Linked DNA regions of Homo sapiens: region 2 is linked to region 1. Evidence: chromatin contacts called from ENCODE Hi-C or POLR2A ChIA-PET data. All regions are on one chromosome and are shown on one strand. The core of a region is the stretch at or near the end of the contact, and the rest is flanking DNA. Distances in the headings are between cores, read along the strand shown.

Evidence for each region. Hi-C counts contacts between places; a loop is a spot of excess contacts on that map. ChIA-PET counts read pairs that join two places held with the same protein, here RNA polymerase II (POLR2A). Pooled maps may share reads with other maps.
Region 2: POLR2A ChIA-PET joins it to region 1 with 11 read pairs in AG04449. The contact joins two enhancer-like sites. A Hi-C loop is called at or near these places in 4 of 168 maps with a recorded cell type or tissue (Right ventricle myocardium inferior, astrocyte of the cerebellum, heart right ventricle and 1 more) and 1 of 50 pooled maps. POLR2A ChIA-PET finds 5 or more read pairs at or near these places in 2 of 52 experiments (AG04449 and AG04450).

What each region holds. Positions count from the first base shown.
Region 1 is chr21:46,054,649-46,061,495 of GRCh38, forward strand. No RefSeq gene overlaps it. Among named protein-coding and RNA genes, the nearest start is that of COL6A2-DT, 40 kb to the right of the region's middle. RefSeq lists enhancers at 889-1,618, 2,661-2,720. Within about 2 kb of position 2,028, at least 22 of the 41 ENCODE cell types and tissues checked have a DNase peak (open chromatin) inside an H3K27ac peak, as active enhancers do; they include heart right ventricle, where a contact is called at or near this core.
Region 2 is chr21:46,126,628-46,132,072 of GRCh38, forward strand. COL6A2 (collagen type VI alpha 2 chain) reads left to right here. Exons shown (of 28, transcript NM_001849.4): 28 at 5,327-5,445. Among named protein-coding and RNA genes, the nearest start is that of FTCD-AS1, 22 kb to the right of the region's middle. RefSeq lists an enhancer at 5,430-5,445. Within about 2 kb of position 1,949, at least 4 of the 41 ENCODE cell types and tissues checked have a DNase peak (open chromatin) inside an H3K27ac peak, as active enhancers do; they include heart right ventricle, where a contact is called at or near this core.

The DNA of each region.
Region 1 (6,847 bases), core at 778-3,277:
GCGGTCAGTCTGTGCCCAGGCCCAGTCTGTGCTGGAGCCCTCCCTGCAGCCCCCTCTGGCAGGACTTCAGAGGGATCCCCAGCTCCTGGCCCACATGGCCGCATCTGGCCCAAACACACATTCCTTTCGCCACTCTCCTCTGAATGGAATCTGGCTTGCCCCGCACAGCCTCTGCCTCCCTCTGCCCCGCACAGCACCCTCCCTCCCTCTGCCCCGCATAGACCCTCCCTCCCTCTGCCCCGCACAGCCCCCCTCCCTCCCTCTGCCCCGCACAGCCCCCCTCCCTCCCTCTGCCCCGCACAGCCCCCCTCCCTCCCTCTGCCCCGCATAGACCCTGCCTCCCTCTGCCCTGCACAGCCCCCTCCCTCCCTCTGCCCTGCACAGCCCCTCCCTCCCTCCACCTCACACAGGCCCCCTCCCTCCCTCTGCCCCACGCAGACCGCCTGCCTCCCTCTGCCCCGCACAGGGATCCTGCAGGTTCAGGGTGGAGTGGCCTAGCCCAAGCCCTCAGCCTTTCCTTGTGAGTCTGGGTGACTTCTGAAGGGGCTGAGAACCGCTTAGTGGTCTGGACCCTCCCTTGGGGGCTTATGAGCCATCACACCTCGGTCCTGCCATGGAGACCTCCGGCTGACATCTCCTCAGAGCCTCCCTGGTGTCCAGAGCCCCAGCAGGCAGTGCTAAGCCGGCCACACTGAAGGCCAGGAGGCAGCGCACGGGGACGCTGGAGGAGCACCTGGTGAGCTGGGAGGCGAGGCCCTGGGACGGGACAAGTAGCAGACGTCTCAGCGCACACAGGCTCCTGCCGGACCCGGAGGGGCTCTCTGTTCCATGTGGTCCTCCAGGGATTCGGGCTCCTTGGCCCTGAGGGCTCTGCCCACCTAGCACCTTGGGGCTGTTCCTTGAACCCCCTGCCCCCTAGGGTGGGGACAGGAATACGTATTACTTAGGGATAAATCTAAGAAAATAGGCCAGGCGTGGTGGCTCACACCTGTAATCCCAGCACTTTGGGAGGTCGAGGTGGGTGGATTGCCTGAGCCCAAGAGTTTAAGACTGGCCTGGGCAACATGGTGAAACTCCCGTGTAGACCGTCTCTACAAAAAGTACAAAAATTAGCAGCTGGGCGTGGTGGGAGCTGGGCCGAGGGTCAGGCCTGGAGGTGGTGCCCATCACTGGGTCCCGCTCAAGAGAGAAGAGGCTGGGAAGCCAGGTGCAGCTGTGTGCCCACAGGCGGGTGAGACAGGACTGGGCCTGGATCCCGCACCCGCTCGCCGCGCAGCTCAGCGCAAGCGGCCTCCGGGGGCCTCCTCTCTGCAAGGGGAGCGCGCGCCCGGCCCTGACCCTGCCTGCTGATTCTCTGGAAGGTTCATGTCCGGGACTCCTCGGTGACCCTGGGCAGAGCCACCCACATGCGCTGCCTCCCCTCCCACCGCCTGACAGGTCTGGAGATGCCCAGAGACTTCTGGCATCCACCAGCAGCGAGGAGCGTCCCTCCCGCAAGGCTTGGCCTTTCCCCTCCAGCTTTGGCACAGGACGCGTTGGTCTGCCGTTTCTTTTGTGCACAACCATCAGTCATGATGTCAGCCCTGAGCTGGGGCCACAGAACCCTGAGCAAAGTGGGACATAATGGAAAGCAAACAAAAAAGAAAGAAAATGATGGTTTCAAACTAAAAACCTGAGTTCACATAGCGATAGATTTAAAACTATTTTAGAAAACACTCATTATCTCCCTGGCCTATTTTTTATTAAATTGACCAAATCTGTGGATACTCAATTGCTTGTGATGACTGCAAGCGCGCATCCGAGTCCCCAGGGAGGCAGCTTCCCTTCGCTCTTCGCCAGCGCCCCTCAGTCCTAACTTTGAGGAGGGCACACGTGAGATTTCCTTTTACCAACAGAGAATCTCCAAATCCAGCCTTTTACCAGAAGCCTCTCCGAGAAACTGGGGTGAGTAAATCGCCGCTGCTGCTGCCACCTTCAGAGAGGCCTTGGGCGCCCGCCCCGACAGCCCCACACGGTCCCGGAACTCGGGCCAGGCAACGCCCTCTCCTCCGTGCGGGGCTTAGTCATCGCCGTGCCGCTTGGCAGTGGTCTGTGGCCCCCTCAAAATGTTTCCATTTATGGAGAGAACGTGGCCTTCCAGATTTGCTGGCACAGATGGGAAAGCTCAAGCGCTCGGGCGGCCTCAGGGTTTCTCTCAAGGGCAGCAGAGGTCAGGGCCTGCAGGCTGGATGGAAGCTCCCCGCCCGGCCCGGGGGTCTCTGTGCTGCTGCGCTCCCGCCCGGCTCCTTCACAAACCTCCACCAAGTGTGGGACGTGGGCGTGGGGGGGTGGGCGGTGCCCACCCTGATGGGCACTGTGGTCGTCCACTGGTTCTGTTTGTTTAAAGTCTGGGCCTGAAGGCCTGCATGTCTCACCACACAGGACCCTCCCTGCCCGTGACGGGTGGCAGATGGGGTGTAGGCAGCCCCCGTGCTGCCCCTTCCCCAACCCGGGGGTGCACTTGTGTCGGGGCTGGGGTGGCCGTAGTGGCCCTAGATGTCTGCAGCTGGTGGGCAAAGGCAACACACCCTAAACCCACACCTGGCCCTCGGGCCCACCACGGTGCACGCACCCAGCAGCTGAAACTGCCTGGCTCCCCCAGCGTCTCTCCCAGGACCACAGCCCCCCAGCGACCGCTCAGCACTTCTGTGGCTTCGGCGGCAGCGCCCGCGGCTTCCTGTCACTCTCCCAGCTGGCTGAAGGCACAGACCCTCAGCTTCCACAACCCACAACTCCGGGAGGGGATTCCCAACCACAGACAGGGGTCTTTCCCCCGCAGGAAACCTCCCACCCTTCTTCAGGCTGTCAGTGAAACGGCAGCCACTTTTCAAAATAACAGTTTCTCCCTTTACGTGACATTAAAGAGGAAAGCACTCTGCCTTCACCTCAGTTCCGTCGCCCACACGACAATCTCTAGGGGGCTGGGGCTGTGAGTCCCCACCACGCAGGTGCCCAGTGGGCGGGGTCGGGGAGGGTGGTGGGATCGATGGTAAGGCTTCCAGCTTTATTCCACGTCTCCCTTGAAGAAACTGACTTCTGTGACTGGAAAGATCGGGTGCTCCTGCCTAGAAAGATCCAAGCCGTCCAACGTACAGCTGGGCTTTCATGTTAAACCCAGGGAGTGGGGTCTGATCCCTGCTCACAGCCTGGGCAGGTAGCACCGTGCTGGGGAGACGTCCAAACGAAGGTGCTGGGGCTCAGCTCCCTGCAGGTGGGTCCCGCGGCTCCTGTCCCCCGCGCGGGTGATGTGGCCTCGCCGTGTTCCCGATCGGCTCCCCACAGAGGCTGCACGTCTTGTGCATCCTCAGTGTCAAAGTAAAATGTCTGAAAAGTTAAAAACATGCCTCTCTCCAAATGCAGGGTAAAGACACAGCTGAGCCTCTCTTCAGCAGGGAGACGGCAGGGCTGGTGCGGGAGGGGTCGGAGGAGCAGGGACAGTGAGGCCTCAGGAGAGACACTGGGGGGGGAGGCTGTGGGGCAAAACCCTGCGCCCTACACAGCAGAGAAGCTGAGCCCAGCAGCGCGGTGCTTCCGTGCACCTTTCCTAGAGAGAGACACGAAACTTCACAGAACTGGAGCCCTGAATGAACCATGATGCCAAACATGAGCACACAGGTTCACAGGCCCAACACCCCACAGGCCCACACAGTCACAGGTTCACAGGTCCACACGTCCACACACCCACAGGTCCACACACTCACAGATTCACAGGCCCAACACCCCACAGGCCCACACAGTCACAGGTTCACAGGTCCACACGTCCACAGGTCCAACACCCCACAGGCCCACATGGTCACAGATTCACAGGTCCACACACTCACAGGTCCACAGGTCCACACGTCCACAGGTCCACACACTCACAAGTCCACAGGTCCACATGTCCACAGGTTCACACATCCACAGGTCCACACACTCTCAGGTACACAAACTCTCAGGTTCACAGGCCCAACACCCCACAGGCCCACACAGTCACAGATTCACAGGTCCACACGTCCACAGGTCCACACACTCACAGGTCCACACGTCCATGGTCCACATGTCCACACACTCACAGGTCCACGGGTCCACACGTCCACAGTCCACAGGTCCACAGTTCCACACACTCACAGGTCCACAGGTCCACACATCCACAGGTCCACACACTCACAGGTCCACATGTCCACAGGTCCAGCAGTACACGGGTTCACACGCAGTCCACGGGTCCATGGGTTCACACATCTACAGTACAAAGGTTCACAGGTACACAGATCCAGAGGTCCACAGGTTCACACATACATGAGTTCATAGGTCCACAGGTAAAGTGGTCCACAGGTTCAGACACCCACAGGTCCATAGGACCACACATTCACAGGCTCACAGGTCTGCCAGTCCACAGGTCCACAGGTCCACAGGTTCACAGGTCCACAGCACTAACACGACAAGAAGCTGGCATACCATACCCCAGTGTGATGCTGAATGGCCCCATCTCTTTCCCACTTGCCCATATCCAAGTTTTAAATAACCCAAGGTTACAAGTAAGGACACCAGGACATAAACACTTCCCCGAGCCCTATTCTTTAGTGGCTTTGTCGATAGGCTGTGTAGACATGGATGCCCACCTGAGCCCATTGCTCAGTGTCTGTATGGACAGGTGGTGTGGACATGGAAGCTCGCCTGAGTCCGTCCCTCAGTGTGTGTGTGTGGACAGGTCGTGTGGACGTGGACGTTTGCCTGAGTGCGTCCCTCAGTGTCTGTGTGGACAGGTCGTGTGGTCATGGATGTTTGCCTGAGCCCGTCCCTCAGTGTCTCTGTGGACAGGTAGTGTGGACATGGACATTTGCCTGAGTCCGTCCCTCAGTGTCTCTGTGGACAGGTCATGTGGATGTGGACATTTGCCTGAGTCCGTCCCTCAGTGTCTCTGTGGACAGGTCGTGTGGTCATGGATGTTTGCCTGAGTGCGTCCCTCAGTGTCTGTGTGGACAGGTCATGTGGACGTGGATGTTTGCCTGAGCCCGTCCCTCAGTCTCTCTGTGGACAGGTCGTGTGGACGTGGATGTTCCCCTGAGCCCGTCCCTCAGTGTCTGTGTGGACAGGTCATGTGGACGTGGATGTTTGCCTGAGCCCGTCCCTCAGTGTCTCTGTGGACAGGTCTTCTGGACGTGGATGTTCCCCTGAGCCCGTCCCTCAGTGTCTGTGTGGACAGGTCGTGTGGTCATGGATGTTCGCCTGAGTCCGTCCCTCAGTCACTCTGTGGACAGGTCGTGTGGACGTGGACATTTGCCTGAGTCCGTCCCTCAGTGTCTGTGTGGACAGGTCATGTGGACGTGGATGTTTGCCTGAGCCCGTCCCTCAGTGTCTGTGTGGACAGGTCGTGTGGACGTGGACATTTGCCTGAGTCCATCCCTCAGTCTCTCTGTGGACAGGTCATGTGGACGTGGATGTTTGCCTGAGCCCGTCCCTCAGTGTCTGTGTGGACAGGTCATGTGGTCATGGATGTTTGCCTGAGCCCGTCCCTCAGTCTCTCTGTGGACAGGTCGTGTGGATGTGGATGTTCCCCTGAGTCCATCCCTCAGTGTCTGTGTGGACAGGTCATCTACACAGCCCCATCTGCCTTCAGCAAGCACAAGGAGATATCACACACCAGGGTGAAACAGTCACAGAGGCCGCCAAAGCAGCCACATCCAGAACTTTCTAAAGGTTAAAGGGTTGCATGGATGAAGGTATTTATTAAAAAGTTAGTAAGTCATGTTGAAGAACTCATTTTTAGAAGTTCTTCTGAGAGAGCCCACACCTCACTTTTCCTGATGTACCGGTCACAGGGCTCTGATGGAGGAGGGCTGTGGACCCACTCCCAACCCACAGCCTTGGTGGCCCTGGGCAGGCCACCCTTCCCCACCCTGGCTCTCAGTCCCCATTCATCATGGGACCTTCAGTTCTACAGCTAGGGAAGGATTGTGGTTTGGAGAAGAAATGCAGCCCCGGTCATGCCACAGTATGGAGGGGCCGTCCCTTCCCCCAGTTCCTCTTGTCCCCCCTCCGAAGCGTCGTTCTGCAGCTTGGCGTTCAGCTCTGACTGGCTTCCTTTAGCCTTGCTTTTCCAGTGAGGGGTGACTGTGGTGAAACAAGGATCATGAGAATCCATTCAGCCAAAACTCACAGTGGAAGTAGGTCACAGGGTGACCACAGTGAGTCATGCTGGAGAGGCTTAGCCCCCACCTCCCTCGGCTGCCTGGGTCCTCTGGGGATTTCCAGTGGAAAGTCTCTACTTCTGACTCAAGAAGGATGAGGTGGCCCATCCCAGTGGGAACACTTAAGGAAGTCAACGCAACGGAAATCGATTTGAAATAAACGTTTAGTAAGCTTTTCTGAATCTGTTTGCCAGACCCTGTTCATTATGTCAAAGTAGGCAAGAGGCCGCATAAATTTGGATGGTATTGGAAACAGTTATCATGCAAGAGTCCTTTCCAGCTCTCGAAAGATGGTTGAGTTGGAAACAGATGGCGATGGTTGGGGCACATTTCAGACATGGGGAAAAACATAAGAGAAATGAGAGGCAGGGACCTCATGCTCCGTCCTTGGGGAATGGAAAGGGTCCCTTTGACAGGGAAACTCCAGCACTGGCTGTGTCGCCGACTCCTGAACTCAGGTGCTCCAGGGAGAGAGCATCTCTTCATGCTCTGACCTTTATGCCAACCCTTTCTGAAACCACCTCTGCAAAAATTATAATAGTGGGGAAAGTATACAGTGAAAGAGATCTTATCTAACCAGCCCCATCTTACTTTTAACCTCCAAACTGCCTTTGGTCATTCCTGGGCTTGGCAAGCTAACT
Region 2 (5,445 bases), core at 699-3,198, 72 kb after region 1:
GCCGTGCAGGGACCCGGGGGGCGGCGGAGCCACTGCGGAGGCTGCTCCTTAGGGAGATGGCCCCAGGATGGCAGCACAGGGGAGGAGGGGCTTGGGGAAGGCAGGCTCCCAGGAACGCAGGAACAGCATCACGAGGCCATGAGGTGGGTGCTGCTAGCCTGGCGCTGTGCTCGGCATGTGGCCACTGGTCTTGAAGGCCCACCATGGGCCTTGCAGTCTCCCTCAGCTGCCGCCCAGCTCCCATGGGCTGGCCGTGCATGTGCCACTCGGAGGAAGCCCTGGATTCAGTGAGTGAAACCATCCCGGGGTGGAAGCACTGACACCCCCCAGCACCAGCAGGTCTTGCTCCAACCCTGGCCTGCCTCGGAGCTGCAGCTGCGGCTCTCACATCTCTGGGAGTGGGGGAGCCCATGTCCCGGATGTGGCCCACGTGGGTGTGAAGCTGGAGCTGGGGGTGCCGTCCAGGCTCTGCTGGACGTGGTGCTGCCCCCATGGTGCACTGCTGCACCGTACCTGGGCCCACAGGAGGTCCCCGGGGGCGTTAGGAGCTGAGTCCCCCTCAGTGAGCCGTCCCCTCCAGGAGTGTGAGGGTAGGGATGCCATGGAGACAGGGTGGGAGGGTCCGACCTGGAGGACCACAGGGAGGAAACCTCAGGGTCTGCGGTACGAAGTCAGCGCTTCCTCAGCACGCGGGTCGCGGTGTGCGTTCGGGCGTTCCATGGGGAGCTCCCGGTGGGTGAGCTGGGCCACTGAGCACATTCACAGGCCCTGAGGCTGCCCCAGGGGAGGAGCCGTGGACTCAGAGCCGAGGTTCCCCATACGTGCTGCGACAGAGAACCTAGGGCTTGCACCTGGGTCTGGCTGCCCTTCAGCAGGCGGGCAGCCTCTGGCCCCACAACAGTGGGCTGTGCTTCTGCCGCCAAGGTGCAGGCGTCCTCCCCCAGGGTCCACATCAGCAGCAGGGGCACCTGGACCCTGAGGGCAGGAACCAGACCTTGGCTCCTCCACCCACCCCCTCGTTCCTGATGGGGCAGGGAAGTCTCGGGACCCCATGATGGGCGACATGGCGATGGTCACTGTGGGTGCTTTGCTATCAGGTGGGGGGCCTTCCTCTCCACTCTGGGTCCAGTGTGAGTGGCCGCTATGGCTTCCCCTCCACTCCAGGTTCTATCGTGAGTGGGTGGGTGCTGCGTCTGTGGATGTCACGTGACCTTTCCTCTTTAGCCTATCATTGTAGTTGGGAGTTAGTTAGCCCGTTGAGCGTCATTGAATTTCCAGTGTTGAGCCAGCCCTGCGTGCCCGGGATAAACCCACCTGGCCGTGGTGTGTGGCCCTGTTTATGCACGTGGGCCCTGATTCGCTGATGCCTGCCTGAGGGTTTGCGCTTATCGGCGACATCAGCCTGCACTTTTCTTTTCTCGTGATCTCTCTGGTTCTGGCCTCAGGGTGACGTGGGCCTCGTAGGGTCCTGTGGTGGCTCCTCCCCAGACGGTGACATGGAGTGAGCCCATTCTCCCTCCTGGGAGTGGGTCACTCAGGCCACCAGAGCACCACAGGGAAAGCAGCCAGGGAGGACACGGAGGCCCTTGAAGCTCTGGCCTCTTCTGAGGCCTCCAGGACCTGACAGTGAGTGGGAGCAGCCCTGGCAGAACCCCTCCCCTCCTCTCGGCCGCCCTGACACCTCATCCCCGACACTCAGAGCTCATCCTCCTTCCCAGCTGTTTCCAATTTCAAAGTGAACTCGACCTTGTGGCTCCAGGAGATGCAGCAGGGACAGTGTTAAATCGGCTTTCACCAGCCCACACGGCCAGGCATCCTCCTCGGCCCTCCTGGGCACTGGGTGGACACCACTGGCTGTGGCCTGGCCCTGGCCTTCTCCAGACAGCCCTGTCCACCCCAAAGCCCAGCCACCCTGGGCCTGCAGCAGGCCTGTGGAGTTCTCAGTTGCGTGGGGACCAGAGGGTGCTGGAGAAACAAACCAGACGCAGCTGAAGGCAGTCAGGGCAGGGCGCAATCAGCGATAAGAGCTGCATAGGGGCCACAGCGTAACCTGAGCTCCAGTCGGTGGAAAGAAAAGGCAGAGACGTTGCAGAGGCCAGGTCTGCTCAGGGGAAGACAGTTCTGGGTGTAGAGGACTCACATCCCAGAGAGGCTGAGGAAGGGTTTACCACCGCAAGCTTTCTCAGGCGGGCTCTTGAGGGGTGGCTGGGGTCTTCCTGGCGACGGGCCTGCGGCACTGGAAGCCCTACTGGAGTTTGGCCTGTCTCCGGCACAGGTTTGGACGGAGCTGTTTTGTGCTGAAAGGTTTTCTCGGGGTCCGTGGTGTCCCCCAAAGGTGCCACCGTGCGGGTCTCCTAGCTCCCTGCCAGCTTCCTGTCCCTGTGCTCACTGCCCCCACGCCTCCTGCCAAGGCCGAGCCACACACCCGCTCCACCTGCATTTCCTCTACCGACTCGCCAGCCCAAATGCCGCTCTTCACTCTGGCCTCGCTGAGCGGCTGCCCGAGGAGGAGCTCTAGGCCGACGCCCACCGCAGGCCTTACAGTCTTCTCTGGACGCTCCCTTGCAGATGCACCGTGGCCTGGCGGCGAGCCCCCGGTCACCTTCCTCCGCACGGAAGAGGGGCCGGACGCCACCTTCCCCAGGACCATTCCCCTGATCCAACAGTTGCTAAACGCCACGGAGCTCACGCAGGACCCGGCCGCCTACTCCCAGCTGGTGGCCGTGCTGGTCTACACCGCCGAGCGGGCCAAGTTCGCCACCGGGGTAGAGCGGCAGGACTGGATGGAGCTGTTCATTGACACCTTTAAGCTGGTGCACAGGGACATCGTGGGGGACCCCGAGACCGCGCTGGCCCTCTGCTAAAGCCCGGGCACCCGCCCAGCCGGGCTGGGCCCTCCCTGCCACACTAGCTTCCCAGGGCTGCCCCCGACAGGCTGGCTCTCAGTGGAGGCCAGAGATCTGGAATCGGGGTCAGCGGGGCTACAGTCCTTCCAGGGGCTCTGGGGCAGCTCCCAGCCTCTTCCCATGCTGGTGGCCACCGTGTCCCTTGCTGCGGCTGCATCTTCCAGTCTCTCCTCCGTCTTCCTGTGGCCGCTCTCTTTATAAGAACCCTGGTCATTGAATTTAAGGCCCACCCCAAGTCCAGAATGACCTCGCAAGACCCTTAACTCACTCCCGTCTGCAGAGTCCTTCTTTGCTGCATCAGGTCACCCTCACAGGCTCCAGGGTTTGGGTGTGGAAGTCTTTGGAGGCCCTTACTTAGCGGCCCAGCTGGGCTGCCGTGCGTCTGGGATGGGGCTGAGGGAGGGTGCTGCCCAGGTGCTGGAGGATGTTCCAGCACCAGGTTCCAGCGGAGCCTCGGAAACAGGCCCCAGAGGCTGGTGAGCCTCGCTGGGTGTGGGCACTAATCCCGTGCATGGTGACTCGTGGGCGCTCACGGCCCACCTGGTGGCAGGTGAAGGCTTCCGGTTGGGCAGCAGATAGTCCTGGGGGAAGCTGGCAGTCCTGGCACCATGACGTATCTGGGCTGGTGTCATGCACAGTAGGGCGAATGGCCACAGCTGCCTGCCAGCAGCCCTGATCCCGGGGTGTCTGCACCCTTCCAGCCCAACCTCTGGGTCTCCAAAAGCACAGTCGGGGGAGCATCCACCAGGCACAACCTCTGCGGTCCTCAGAGGACTGAGCAGAGAATCCCAGGGTCCACAATGTTGGGGAGCGGCAGGGATCACCATCCAAAGGGAGCGGCCCCCACGGCGAGCTGACCCCGACGTTCTGACTGCAGGAGCCCTCATCCAGGCTGGGCTCCTGCCGGGCACGGCTGTGACCATTTCTCAGGGCCAGGTTCTCGTCCCCACACCCACTGCACAGGGCAGGCCAGGCTGGTCTTCCCACTGTGGGGATGAAGGATCCTCCACAGGAGGAGGAGAGCAGAGTCCACAGACATCCCAACAGCCTCAGCCTCCCTGTGCCTGGCCGGCCCCCACAGCTTCCCCGTCTCCTCCAGGCCCCACAGACACTGATGAATGGACAGAGACCCCCAAAACCAGCTGCCCCTTGCATGTCTGTCTCCATATGTTTGGTGACAGCAGTGAAAATGTTATTAGTTTTGAGGGGGTTTGGGAAGCCCAGCGGTACCTGAGGAGTTTCTGGACATTTAAGCCGGTTCCTAGGTGTGGCCTTAACAGGGAGGCTGCCCTTCCTTTCACTGAATGAGCTGCGTCACTCATAAGCTCACTGAGGGAACCCCATCTGCCAGCTCGTGCGTGCTCAGACGGCGTCCATGTCTCAAGCGTTCTGTGAAGGCTGCGGTGCAGCGTGAGGTCACCCTGCTGTGTTCAGAGCTTTGCTCACTGCCTGCGGGGCTGGACCGTTGCACCTCCAGGGCCCCCAGAAACCGAGTTTCGGGTCAGGGTCCTCTGTGTGCATTCCTGGGGGTCCATGTACCAGCTGTGACGACGTCCAGGGGTTGGGCTGAGAAGCAGACACCCTTGGGGAAACTGGCTCTGTCCCTCCCCTCCCCCATCCCAGGAGCTGAGGTCTTGGTGAGGCCACAGGGCCAGGTCCACGCAAGGACTGTCCGTGTCCTGTCCTGTGGTCTCTGGCCCCACGTGACACCCACACGTGTGGTAGGCAGCCTGGCCTGGGTTGTGGCTATGGCCAGGCCCCCAAGCTGTCCCCGATGCCCAGGGCTGGTGACCACCCAGGCAGGTGGGGGCCCCACTTGGTAACAGAGTCATAGGGCAGAACCCACCTGGGCTGCCACAGAAGGTCTGGCTGCCCCTGTGCCCACTGCTCCCCACCATGGCCAATCAGAAGAGTCAGGGGCTCCTGGTCTTTCCGGGAGGGACGTGGCCCAGCCAGCTCTAGGTGTTCTGAGCAGCTCTGGGACCCAGCGATTGAGGGGTCAGGCTGGGGGTGTCAGAGCCAGGGTCCTCCTTAAGTACCTCCCACACTACACAGACAGTGGCCCTTTTGTGGGCAGCAAATTCTTGAGCCATGAAAGGATGCTTTGGGCCCCTTCCCTCCCAGGAGGGCAGCCTGTGCAGGGATGGTGCTCAGCAGGTGGACAGGGCCTGGGGCCTGTGTCAGGGTCTCAGGCCTGGGAGCACCAGCAGAGGAGATGGCGGCTCCCAGCAGTGCCGCCTGAAAGTGTCTTGGGCTAAGGACCCACACCCAGGGCTGCCCTGCAGAAACGCCCCCGCAGAGCCCAGTGGTCTGTGAGGTTGCAGGCAGGGTGCGAATGGAAGGGCACAGGTGCGGGGCTGGCACCTGCCCGGTCCTGCCCACCTCCCCTCCGCCCAGCCCGCACCTGCGTCTCCCCACAGAGCTGTCCGTGGCACAGTGCACGCAGCGGCCCGTGGACATCGTCTTCCTGCTGGACGGCTCCGAGCGGCTGGGTGAGCAGAACTTCCACAAGGCCCGGCGCTTCGTGGAGCAGGTGGCG